Regions from separate parts of the Homo sapiens genome. Here regions 2 and 3 are each linked to region 1. The links are chromatin contacts, found by Hi-C or POLR2A ChIA-PET in ENCODE. All regions are on one chromosome and are shown on one strand. The core of a region is the stretch at or near the end of the contact, and the rest is flanking DNA. Distances in the headings are between cores, read along the strand shown.

What was found. A loop is a pair of places that touch in the nucleus more often than their neighbours do. ChIA-PET counts read pairs that join two places held with the same protein, here RNA polymerase II (POLR2A). Pooled maps may share reads with other maps.
Region 2: a map of PC-3 shows a loop between it and region 1 (5-fold over the local background). The contact joins two enhancer-like sites. A Hi-C loop is called at or near these places in 4 of 168 maps with a recorded cell type or tissue (Calu3, HCT116, PC-3 and 1 more) and 6 of 50 pooled maps. POLR2A ChIA-PET finds 5 or more read pairs at or near these places in 2 of 52 experiments (activated CD8-positive, alpha-beta memory T cell and activated naive CD4-positive, alpha-beta T cell).
Region 3: a map with no recorded cell type shows a loop between it and region 1 (27-fold over the local background). The contact joins two enhancer-like sites. A Hi-C loop is called at or near these places in 17 of 37 single-sample maps with no recorded cell type and 10 of 50 pooled maps. POLR2A ChIA-PET finds 5 or more read pairs at or near these places in 3 of 52 experiments (activated CD8-positive, alpha-beta memory T cell, activated T-cell and activated naive CD4-positive, alpha-beta T cell).

What each region holds. Positions count from the first base shown.
Region 1 is chr2:215,826,334-215,830,761 of GRCh38, forward strand. The region is part of intron 1 of LINC00607 (long intergenic non-protein coding RNA 607); the gene reads right to left. Among named protein-coding and RNA genes, the nearest start is that of LINC00607, 15 kb to the right of the region's middle. Within about 2 kb of position 2,363, at least 3 of the 41 ENCODE cell types and tissues checked have a DNase peak (open chromatin) inside an H3K27ac peak, as active enhancers do.
Region 2 is chr2:215,535,558-215,539,985 of GRCh38, forward strand. No RefSeq gene overlaps it. Among named protein-coding and RNA genes, the nearest start is that of FN1, 100 kb to the left of the region's middle. Within about 2 kb of position 2,299, at least 2 of the 41 ENCODE cell types and tissues checked have a DNase peak (open chromatin) inside an H3K27ac peak, as active enhancers do.
Region 3 is chr2:215,552,516-215,556,943 of GRCh38, forward strand. The region is part of intron 1 of LOC102724861 (a long non-coding RNA gene); the gene reads left to right. Among named protein-coding and RNA genes, the nearest start is that of FN1, 120 kb to the left of the region's middle. Within about 2 kb of position 2,321, at least 2 of the 41 ENCODE cell types and tissues checked have a DNase peak (open chromatin) inside an H3K27ac peak, as active enhancers do.

The DNA.
Region 1 (4,428 bases), core at 1,113-3,612:
CTTATCCTGTGAATTTTTCTCTAAGCACAGGCCAGACTGGAAAACTTGGAATTAAATGTGTTAAAGACCCCCGTCAGATTAGAATGGGAACGGGTTCTTAGGGGAGGCATATTTGGGGTTGATTTTGATCAACTATTAACAGCATTGCATGGACTGGTTTATCAGAAGAACTGGCAAATCTTCTAACAAGGCCCTGAGGCAGTGAAACCAAAACAGCAAGTTTATACAGCAGAGGTACCAGGAAAGCCAAGTGAGGAGGTTGACCCACAAGCTATGGCGTGGTCTAGGTGGGAAGGGCAAAGGAGACAGTCATGCCACTAAGAAGTGGCAAGCCTGGAGTTTGAAGGAGTGGACAAAAAAAAAAAAAGAGAGAGAAAGGTTTCTGAAAGAAGAATAGAGGACCCAGAAATAAATATTTCCCACATCTTATGTTTATCAAGAGTATTCCCACTGATATCAACAGGAATGAAAACATAAATATCTGCTTCAAACATAATCACTGCAAAGAATTGGAAAGTGGCTGATACAGGCTCCTTCTAGTGGTTCGCTGGAGTCTATAAGAGCGGAACAAGAGATAAAGAAAAACTCCTCCTCAGGTTACAGTTACATGTTCTCTTTGCCCTTCCCACCAAACACTGATTTGCAGAGGTCATTGCCTAAGCAGCAAATATGCTATTCGTCAGGTAATAAAGGCAAAGTTAACGATACAAAGATAAAAGAAGCATTTTTAAATTTACAAAATAGAACAAAGAACTACAAAATAGGGTCATCAATGTCAAGCAATTAATTATTTCCTAAACAAAGATAACCCTGGATTTCAAAAGCACACTCATCAATTACAGACAGACTAGCCCAAAAGATGACTAAGGGATAATATCTGGAATATAGGTTACAGAATGCCTTTCAAATGTCTGAGATACACACATTCCGGAGTACCGTGAAAACTAAACAAACAAGAAAGCAACACTTAAACGCCCGACATTTCCCAGAATTTGTATAAAATAGCATGCTAACTCACTCTGGAAAGCACAGCCTGCTTATCCTTTCAGATATAGAAGGGAAGATGAATCTGTTCACTGCTTTCTCTCTTCCACCTCCCCCTGAGTGTTCTCCACATTTAAGAGAAGGTTTTTGCTAAAAAGTAAAATACTCCTTGGCATTAGGAAGAGCAGCATACTTTGCATTCTTTTTTTTTTTTTCAAAATTGTATCAAAATCTCCTTTGAAAGCAAGGATTGTTCTATTTATTTGCTTTGTATCCTCTATGGTCAGAGCTCTATGAAAGAGAATCCAATCAGTTCTGCAACAATAAACAGGATGTCTAGGAAGGTATCACAAAAATCCTTAAAGCACAGTTAATTTTAAAACTTATTATTACTATTAATTATTATTAGAGAAAGGATCTTGCTCCATTCCTCAAACTAAAGTGCAGTGGCACCATCATAGCTCACTGTAACCCCATATTTCTGGATTCAAGAGATCCTCCTGCTTCAGCCTCCTGAGTTGCTAGGACTACAGGTGCATGCCACTATGATCAGCTAATTTTTTTTATTATTTTTTGTAGAGAGGGGGTTTCACCATGTTGCCTAGTCTTGAACTCTTGGCCTCAAGTGATCCTCTGGCCTCAACCTCCCAAAGTGCTGGGATTTACAAGTGTGAGCCATCAAACCTGGCCTTAATTTAAAAATTAATGAAAACAATTAATTCTACTTTGGCATCAAAAATAATTGCCTAGGCCAGGCGCAGTGGCTCACACCTGTAATCTCAGCTCTTTGGGAGGTCAAGGCAGGCGGATCACCTGAGGTCAGGAGTTTGAGACCAGCCTGGCCAACGTGGTGAAACCCCATCTCTACTAAAAAAATTTCAAAAATTAGCCAGGCATGGCGGTGCACACCTGTAATCCAGCTACTTGGGAGGCAGAGGCAGAAGAATCGCTTGAACCTGGTGAACCAAGATCAAGCCACTGCATTCCAGCCTGGGCGACAGACTAAGACTCTGTCTCAAAAAAAAAAAAAAAAAAAAGAAAGAAAGAAAAGAAAAGAAAAATTGCCCGTATAACACTTTGTAGAAAGATGCAAAATGTTAAAAAAACAAAACAAAACAAAACAAAACTGATCTGTATTGCCATATTAAAAATAAAATAAAATAAATAAAACACGTTGGGAATTACCATAGCAGCCCTCACCTGCTTCTCTGTGCAGGACCCCCTAAGGTAGAATATAAAATGTCATCAACTGTTCCCTGCCTTGAATATCAGGTCAGTCTACTGTCCCTCCTTCCCCTAGGGCAGCATATCCTCACCAGCAGCTCAACTGTTCTGGCAAGAGCAGCCTGTAGCCTGAGCCGGGCCTTCCCTCTCACCTCCTCTTCCCCTCAGAAAGGTGTTGCAAGAGCTGCTCCCTGCTGCCCTCTGTCTTCCAAAGCTCAATTTGGTTAATTCCTCCACAGCTTGTCTTTTTTCCCCCTATCTTTACACACCTCCATAAACACAGTTTTTCCTCTTTTCTCCCATCCTTGCCCAGTTACCTGAGAGAAAAAAAATATGGCGCTAGAGTGGATACTGCGATTTCAGGACCGAAACCAATTCCACCAATGGCTGTGGTGTTAGTGGCTGTATTAGTCCATTTTCATGCTGCTGATAAAGACATACCCAAGAGTGGGTAATTTATAAAGAAAAAGAGGCTTAATGGACTCGCAGTTCCACGTGGCTGGGGAAGCCTCACGATCATGGCAGAAGGTAAAAGGCACATCTTACATGGCAGCAGACAGGGTAGAATCAGAGAGCCAAGCGAAAGGGGTTTCCCCTTATAAAACCATAGGATCTCGTGAGAGTTATTCATTACCACGAGAACAGTAGGGAGGAAACTGCCCCCATGATTCCATTATCTCCCACCAGGTCCCCCCAACCACACATGAGAATTACAGAAACTAAAATTCAAGGTGAGATTTGGGTGGAGACACAGCCAAACCGTATCAGCGACCGTGGTACTCAGGAGACATCGTCCGTGGGATTTGCTCTCAGCGGGGGAGTTGCATGCTCCAAGTCACACCTTTCCTGAAGTGGCCCCTATCCACTCACTGATCAATGAGGAGATAGACAACTGAAGGACTGTGCCTGCTTCAGGGCTGCCCTGCCATCAGCCAAGTCATTTGCGGTACCTGCATCTCCTCTTCTCCAGTTCTGCTTCTGTTACTCCACAGGGGTTGATTCAGAGCGGCTCCCCAGTCAACTACACTATCTCAGAGTCTGAATTCCAGGAAACTGACCCAAGATACCCATCCTCTTTTTCCCCACATTCTTTCTTTCTTGTTGTTTTTATAGAGACAGGTGTCTCTAGGATGCCCAGGCTGGAGTGCAGTCGTGCAATCACAGCTCACAGTAACCGTGAACTCTGGGGTTCAAGTGATCCTCCAGCCTCAGCCTCTAGAGTCGCTGGGACTACAGGCGTGATCCTTCACGCTCTCAAGGCTCCGTATTCTTTCTTTGTGATTAAAAATGAACCTTGGGGTGGCTGATCAATGCTAGTAAAACATGGGTGTCAAACTAAAGTTTTAAGTAAAATTATTCCTTAACTTCTAAAGGCTTCAAATGTGCTGAGAATTTCCCCCTGGATAATCTCCACAAGTCTCCAACATTCTCCTCTCCTCCTCTAATTAAAAATGCCATCGTCAAAGCCATATTGTAGAAAAAAGAAATTATTTTTATTAATTTGGTTATGTTCAGTTATAATTAATGGATTTGCAAACACAGTCTGCATACCTAAACTATAACATTTGATTTCTCTGCTTCTTTTCATTGCAAATGTACATTAGTTCATCTAGGTTTGAATTTAAGTTGATTTCTATGAGCTGACCCTTCGTTCCTTTTATTATTTTTGGTAGAAAAATTATTTTTAAGTTCAGAACAACTGACAGTGAAATAAACTGTTGGAACTCAAATCGCCTGAAAGTGGGAGTTCACAATGGCTCCAAATAATTAGCTTTGGAAAGAGAGAGAGGCCTCACACCATAGCAGGGACATGAAATGAAGCTTCAGACTCCCCCACCTCGCAAAGACACAGCTTCCCAGTAGCTTCACTGTGTAACGGCAGAAGGGTCCCAGCTGGACTGTTGCATTTTAATTTCCCTGCCTCCAGATCACTGCTTGGACCACACCTTCATGACTAAGCAGTCCAGCCACTCATAGGGCAATTGGGACAATGAGGTCATATGTACCATGGGCAACGACCAGCCATTCTTCCCTGCTTATCAGGGCATGTGAGGACACCTACTGCACAGTCCGTAAGCTTCTCCAAGCTCTTTATTGGGAAGTAAAATAGGACTGAATATTTCATTACATCTCTGAGTGACTTAAAAAAAATTTTTTTCATTTATTCTTTATTATTTTTTAAGTTCCAGGGTGCATGTGCAGGCTTGTTACATAAGTAAA
Region 2 (4,428 bases), core at 1,049-3,548, 290 kb before region 1:
GATAGTAAATGTTATATGTATTTCACGAAGATTTAAAATTTTAAATTAGAAAAAATGAGGGATTTTATACTCTTTTTAAGCAACATTTTTGTTCAGTTTCTGTTAATGTTAATAGTAGTTGTTATTTTTCATTTGACCTGACTTATCCAGTAGATGCATTCGATAGTTGCTTTGCATTATGTGACATTTCAGTAATAAATCTCTAGAGGAAAATATTTCATTTTCATGATGTTTACTTATGATGGGGTGATGATAAAATTATCATAGCTGCTCCTAGAATCTGTTAACAATGTTTCATTGATAAGTGTGGGCAAACTAGACCTGGAGTCCTCTAATTAGCTATGATGACTAGTTAACAAGCAGACAAGGTCAGGCAAATAAACATTTATGTCCACATGCTTGCATGAGGAAGTGGCTGAAGGGTGGAGTGTGTATTTTGGTCAAAAGAATGTTTAGTGATGTTTTCTTTTCCATGTTGGTTATAATTCAGCCGTCTCAGAAATCTAAATATATTCAAGTTCAGAAGCATTGTTGGCTTTGAAAACACTGATTATTTTTGTTCATATATCTAATAAACATTACATGGCCCTTCTTGTCTATAGAAAAAAATCTAACTTTGCCAAAAAAGGGCCCTAACTGGAATGATTTATATGCACTCAATATCAGGAATAAAAGCTTTATTAGTTTTAGTTGGTAAAATAATTTTGTGTTGTGGGAATCATTTTTCAAAATGCTTTATTTTCTAAACACATTACCCAAAAATACTGGGGATGGGTTATTGAAATTTCAATAATTATCATCGTATTTCTCTATTTTGGCTAAATAGAAACAAAGGCAATACATAAAAACCTATAGTGGAGCTTGAGAATTTAAAACCTATTCCTACAGTTCATGATGCTTTAATTGTAGGTACAGTGCTAAAAACACCTCTGCCACTTCACCAAAAATTTGCTCTCGAGTCCTATAGAATGTCTTTACGTGAATTGATGCACACCCCTCAGTTGATAATTCCCTCAATGACTACCTGAAATCGCTGATTTTCAGATAGTCACGTAATGCACAGACATCTCCACATTCCACAGAACAATTAGAAGAATCCTCAGGGGACATAGCTGAAGGGGAAAAAATAATTCTTCCTTTTAGATGACACATATGAAAGCATTGCCAATCCTAGTGTCATTATGCTTTGAGAGGAAAAAACAGACACAGACTGCTTTGTTGTTTTAAAAAGTTATAAATAGATGTTTATAAATTCAAACAATTAGAAATCGAAAGTAGAAAGTGCAAGTCCTCTTTGATCAATCCCATGCTCTAAAAGTAATCACTTTAAGAGTTTGGCAAGGGCTGGAAGCAGTGGCTCAGGTCTGTAATTCCAGCACTTTGGGAGGCCGAGGTGGGCAGATCACCTGAGGTTGGGAGTTTGAGACCGGCCTGACCAACATGGAGAAACCCCGTCTCTACTAAAAATACAAAATTAGCCGGGCATGGTGGCGCATGCCTGTAATGCCAGCTACTCGGGAGGCTGAGGCAGGAAAATAGCTTGAACCCGGGAGGCAGAGGTTGTGGTGAGCCAAGATCGCACCACTGCACTCCAGCGTGGGCAACAAGGCAAAACTCCATCTCAAAAGAAAAAAAAAAAAAGAGAGTTTGGCATGTATATTTTTCTAAATATTTTGTTTGGCTTCTGAAAAAAAGTATATGTATTTATATAGTTTTTACAAAAATAGAATTAAAAACTCATACTTTTCTGTAACTTACTCTTTACTTACTTTTTATCATTTAATAATGATACAAAGAAACCTGCACAGATCTGCATCATTCATTTTCATATATGCACGATAATTCATTTTAATGAATGTCCTACAATGTGTATAACTCATTCCTTCTTGATGGATATTGAATAACATGCTGGTTATTGTCTGCTTGCCTGCTTCACAGCTTATTCTCTGCTTTAATCTATAGTTCTTTATGCTCTAGGATGCTGAACCTTGGCCTCTGGTCGGGTTTAGCCAATAGAAAGCATGGCGGATTTGGGGTTGGGGGAAAGAGGTCATGATATTTCTTCCATTTCCTTCCTCACTGAGCTGCATTTTCTGGAAGTGACGGAGCTGTTCTAAATATAATTCCTTCACCATGCCTCCATTCTGGTTCTGTTAACATAGTTCCTTTCTTTGCCTAGAGGTGGTGATGGCTTCCAGCTGTTGCTAATCTGCATGACTTACTGTCTCTTACAAAGTCCTATAACCAGTAAATGTTTAGGATTTGGCAATTTCTGTGGGTATAAATACTTTTGCAGTTTCTGATTTCAGGATACCAACTTGAGGTCACCAAATGTAACGATGGGAAGAATTGTGCACCAGAACACCACCACCTTATCCATGTTAGCATCTCATAAATTAGTCACTTTATTAACTTGAACTGAGTTGTTTCCTGTCAGAATTCTGATTGCCATAAATGATTTCCTTTTCCCCTTCCTTCCTTCCTTCCTTCCTTCCTTCCTTCCTTCCTTCCTTCCTTCTACCTTCCTTCCTTCCCTCCCTCCCTCCTCTGTCTGTCTTTCTTTCCTATTACAAGTAATAGTAAAGCAGCAAGGACTTTCTTATGAAAAAGTATTACTAGAGGTTAAATTCTGAGAACTGGGCGAAAGGTATGTCAATTCAATATTTTCATAAATATCACCTAATTGCTTTATAAAAAGTTGTATCAATTTACAGGTCCTCAAAAAGTTCCAAAAATGCATCTTTCTGCATAACCTCATCAACAACAGATATTTTTAACTTTTTAAAATTATTGTTAATAGATTAGTAAAAATGATACTTTATTTGTATTTACTTGTACAATATTATTGTTGTGGCTGAAAATCATTGTATAATTTTGCATTAAATAAATTTTTGCTGTGCATATGTGAATTGGGGGATACAATAGTCAGGTGTCTGAATTCTCTTGGAAATTTAATGAAGGGCCAGTGGCTGCTCCGCTGTCAGGAGTAAAGGAGAGATGGTCATTAGTTTGTTTAGGAAATGGCTGTATGAGTGTTTCCCATTGCTGTGGTCTGAATTGGTGTTCCCCCCAAATTAATATGTCGAAGCCCTAATTCCTAGTGTAGCTGGAGACAGGGTCTGTAGGATGCAAGGTTAAATGAAGTCATAAGAGTGGGCCCTTAATTCAACAGGACTGTGGTCTTGTAAAGAAGAGAAATCTCTCTTTCTCTCTCTCTCTGTCATGCTGTCATGTGAGGACCCAGAGAGAAAGCAATCATCCAGCAAGGAAGACAAGTCCTCACTAGAACCCAACTGTGCTGACACCTGAAGAAGGAAGTGACAATTCAGGGATAGGAAGCTCCCAGTAATGAGCGCTCTTGAAAGAATCCATGAAAGTACCCAAAGAAGAGTCAGTTGCAAACATCTTTTATGTCTAGAAAAGCACAAAGATATCTTACGATGGTTGTGGTCCATGTTTTCATCTACAGATGGAGAACTTCACTCACCGAATATATTTTGGTGGGACAGTGGAAGACAAAATTAGCACTTTAATTCCATGGCATAGGTCTAAAATGCTCAAATGAGTGACTCCCAAATGGAACTCCCTAGCCCAGAGTTTCTTGTGAATTCCTCACCCACCATTTTGAAGCCTAGGCTTCCTACCTCTCTTCTCACTGTTTAAGATGTTTCAAAATGCAAACATTTAACATCAGAATTAACTTTCCCTATTCCCCTTCAACCAAGCTCCCATCAAAGTTGAAGAAAGAGAACTCTTTTCATGCTGTTGCTTATTTCATAAACTTGGGAGCCAGAGTCATCTTTGTGCTTTCTTCTCACTTACCTCCTCTCCACCCCCAAATAAGTTCTATGAATAAATATACTTCACACCACCCACTTCTCTTTATCATCCCTGAGTCCCAGCCACCTTTATCTTCTGTCTGGTCTATTGCATTAACATATTTACTGGTCTCCTGCGTCGTCTTTGGCTCCTTCAAGTTTATTCTCTTACATAGTGGCCCGAGTGATCACAAAATAACAATCTGGTCATGCCTCCTCCTTAAAGCCCTTCATTGTTTCTAAATTGGTCTTGAGATAAAGATCCAAATCCTGAACCTCATCTGTGAAGCCCTTAATATCTGACACTTGCCAACATTGCCAGCACCACTTTCCCATTTTCCCATCACTTACCACCCAATGGCCTTCAGTTAAAACTTAATTTCTTTCCTGATCCCCCAAATCAAACTACATTCCTCTTCTATGCACTCTACTAGTATTTTATTTCCCCTCTTTTTTTTTTTTCTTTTTTTTTTTGAGACGGAGTCTCCCTCTGTCGCCCAGGCTGGAGTGCAGTGGTGAGATCTCGGCTCACTGCAAGCTCCGCCTCCCGGGTTCACGCCATTCTCCTGCCTCAGCCTCCCGAGTAGCTGGGACTACAGGTGCCCGCCAC
Region 3 (4,428 bases), core at 1,071-3,570, 270 kb before region 1:
GGCATCTGAGGAGGGTGTTGCATAGAGGATGATATACTTCTAAATGAAAAATGAAATGCGTGTTAACTTTAAAGTGTTAAATCCACATGATGTTAAATATGCAGATATTTGGCTTTCTGAATTCACAGCCCAGATCTTTAATTTAAACAGTCATTGAAATGATTTAATATTTTGAAGAGGCCAATTACCTTCTTTCCACCTGAAATTTAGCTTTTAATTGATTACTACACAGTATCTACTTAACATTCTGTTTATAAAAATTTCAGCAATATGGTCCTTATACCCTCAGTATATTCAGCACCAAATCCACTTTGGAAAAGTAATTATAACTGTGCTTTCTGTAAAAAGTGTGAAGAAGGAGAGCTAATTTTTAAAATCCTCTTTTTGATTTGATCTGTTTGAGAGGTTCGAAATGCAAGTGCTTGGTAAAGCAAATGCAAAAACAGAAAAAGAAGTTGTTTAAGTTGAACCTCCAATCCTGTGACTGTTTTTATAGGCCTTGATTAGCAGCAAATTCTAGGATTTTATTTAATAAAAACAAGTCCTCTTTGATTTGATTCCCCTCTGGGATAGACTTAAAAATAATAAATATGCAGTATGTGGTTTCTCTAATTTTATGAATCAAGGCCATTCCTAAATGTATTTTCCAAAATGTTGGTATTTTATTCAATATTGTTAGCCCCCGTCTCCCCATGGAACTTCCTTTGCAGTGACTGGCTTCATGAAGCCCTATTTGAGAAGCCTGCTGTACCCTAGAACCCATGGAGGTGCAGTGGGAGGTGACTGTACAAATAGACCCCTGGAGATTGTTGGTAGCTACTGACAAATATTGTCTTTGATTGCTTTTATTTCCCTTGACTCTACCTTCCTCTACCCAACTCTGTAACTGCTAGAACCCCAATAATGCCACCCCACATAGTTTTTGCAACTTCAAAAATATGTTGTATATCATTGGGAAGGCCAGATGTAGAATATTAGCATGATATATTATTTTAATGTATAAATTGGCCGGGCATGGTGGCTCACCCCTGTAATCCCAGCACTTTGGGACGCCATGACGGGTGGATCAAATGAGGTCAGGAATTCGAGACCAGTGTGACCAACATGGTGAAACCTCGTCTCTACTAAAAATACAAAAATTAGGCATGGTGGCAGGTGCCTGTAATCCTAGCTACTAGGGAGGCTGAGGCAGGAGAATTGCTTGAACCCTGGGAGGTGGAGGTTGCAGTGAGCTGAGATCATGCCACTGCACTCCAGCCTGGGCAACAGAGTGAGACTCCATCTCAAAAAAAAAAAAAATCTGTAATTAATTTCAGCCCATGTGAAGATAATTTGTAGTCTATATATAATTTCACATTAATGCATAAGAAAATAATAAGATACTAAGATGGTTCATTAAAGCTCAGATGTAGACTATCCAGTAGATTAATTATATCAGTTAAGTTTGTGTATGTATAGTGCTTACTGTGTACCAGGTAAGCCATGGTACCTGCTCTAATACCATGTTCTAAACACTATTCATGTATTCACTTCATCAATCCTCACACCCACAAAAAAGAAGGTATTATCTCCATTTTACAGATGAGAAAACTGAAACACAGAGAAGTTAGATAAGCAAATAAGTGGCAGGACTTGCTCCAGGGGCTCGGCCTATAGAGGGCACTCTCTCGATCACCATAAGACATCACCTCTATGGTTACTTGGTAATTTGTAGGCAAATATAACTAGGATTGCATAATGTTAAGTTAAGAAAAATATCCAAAGGAATGGATTTTCATAGGTGAATCAGGTTCATTTTGCATTGCGTTTTTACTGTACTAAATATCTCTCCTTGTATTAAAACTTAGACTTTTTAGGGTAGACAGTCCATAGACTTAACTTCAAATCAGTGGGGTATAATCCATAGCCTTTTACAGATAGGCTATGAAGAGCAAAGCAAATGGCCTAAACTGAGGGTATCCCAGCAAGTGGCACTTATTCTCTGCTCAGCCTGCTAGCTCCGAGCACACGCCTGAACATTGACATATTTCATCAGTGGGAAAGTACGAAAGTCTTACTGGAGAGCTTTAGGGTGAGATATATTATTATTAGCCATTTGAATTTCTTATTCTCAGAATATCTTTTTTATGCCAAAGATTCGCTTCCTGATAAATGACCCGAACAAATGTCTGCATGGTTTTCATGAGAAATTTAGATTGACTCCCATACCAGGACTCATTGAAGTAAGTCTGCCCCAAATCCATGCCCACATTTAGATCTTCGGGAAGGTAGCTTCAAGATTCTAATGTTTCAGTATAATTCAAGCATAGCTTGAATTAAAGCCAAATTCAGCTTTTGGCATGACTAAGAGGAAATAATGTATATGTCAAACACAAGATTGAAGCTAGCTGAATTTTTAAGCAATGAACCATGAATTCATTAAGGTATTTATATCTGGCAGTGACTGTGTGTTGTAGCAATCTAATGATTTTATGTTCAGTTCTCAGCTGCCTTTCCTGTACTTGGTTATTGGCTGAAACCAAAGGATAGAGAATCCAGAGGGTAATTGTTGGGTTAGGGCCATAGGGTTGGGAGGAACTGGGATAATGTTACAAATGAAAAAAAGAAGAAATAAAATTAGCAAGTATGAAAACCTAAAACTAAGGTGTATCGTTTTCCATTTTTGCTTGAAAAATGTATTCAGAATTAAAGACCGTAAAGAAGTATCTTCAGCCAGAAATCCTTGGCTTCCTCCCGTGTGCTGTACTGGTTGATTAAAAATTGCCTCCCTTTGGATTCTCGTATCACAGTAGGGTCACAGGACAGTCTATATTGGAAGAAAGAGTCTCAGGACAAAGCACTGCTCAGAAGACCAGGGAAATAGAGAAACACCAGGGAAACACACTGTGTTCAAGGGGTTTAAGTGCAGGCAATTAGTTAGGGACTAAATTATCCTTAGAAACTGAAGAAACAGGCAAACAGGATAACAGATGCAAAGCACTGTAGTCAAGGAAAGACCTTGACGAGATAGAGCCATGCATGGTTTTCTTAGGGCTACCAGAGAAACACTGTGTGATCATCCTGCACAAGGGGTTGGTGGGAGTGAGTGATGGAGAGTTAATGAGTAGCCAGAGAGGACACTGTACAGACTGGCTGCCCCTGACATGGGCAGAGACTGGCAAAATAGCGGGACTCTATGTTTAATACCACATATACACAATATAATTATATTGTTGTTATTATAAATACATATATTATACTGTATATATTCTAATATTTAGAAAATGTAAAGAGTAGTGTATATATATTAATATTATTTATAATATATATAATTGAGATATTTTATATATATATGTAGAACAATGAGAACAGTGTGCTAGTAATTTGACAACAAACACCTCCAGAAACAGAGCCATCCAGACCAGAACATCACAGATCAAGAGGCAATATGATGTGGTGAGAAAAGCACTGGAGTAGGAGTTGTGAGTCCAAATTGCAGTCTTCATTGTGTTACACATTTATGATCTCCGGCAAGCTTCTCCTCCAGGGCCTTCAGCTTCCTTACCTGTGGAGTTAAATAGGTTGGCTAGGGTGAGCTCTCAGGGCCCTTCTGGTTCCAAGGAGAAATGGGTCTCAGGGTCCTTGCATAGGCACAAGAAGTAAAGAGGCCCTTCCCCTGCCAGGAGCCCAATTTTCCTACCATGTGATACCCAGGTTGTGCTTACGAGATACACAACAAAAATGACTACATTTTAACCAAATGCTTCCAAATTTTCTAAAAGTGAAATGATCAGGAGTGTACATAGAAAAATTTTACATTTTCTTCTTTGGTCTTTATTCTGTAGAATGTAGCTGCCACTGATATATATTATCAAAGCAAAACCTTGTTTTTCCACCTTCATCTGTTCCTTCTTTATGGAGAATCTCTGCTGCCTTCTCAAACATCTATGATGGCTAAGAAAGGGAGATGAGGGAGTGTGGAAGGAGTCAGAACTGCCATCTGACTGTGGTTCTACCTATATTACTAGAATTGGCCGAGTGTGATCATTGCCACCTTGGAGTCACTTACAGTCAACTTGAATGATTATGAAACAAGGGGTAAAAATGACACAGAATGTCAGATTAAAACAATGACACCACTGGGGGCTGGGCGCAGTGGCTCATGCCTGTAATCCCAGCACTTTGGGAGGCCAAGGTGGGCAGATCACAAGGTCAGGAGATCGAGACCATCTTAGCTAACAAGGTGAAACCCCATCTCTACTACAAAACACAAAAAAATTAGTCGGGCGTGGTGGTGGGCACCTGTAGTCCCAGCTACTCGGGAGGCTGAGGCAGGAGAACGGCGTGAACCCGGGTGGTGGAGCTTGCAGTGAGCCGAGATCGCATCATCGCACTCCAGCCTGGGCGACAGAGCAAGACTCTGTCTTAAAAACAAACAGACAAACCAAA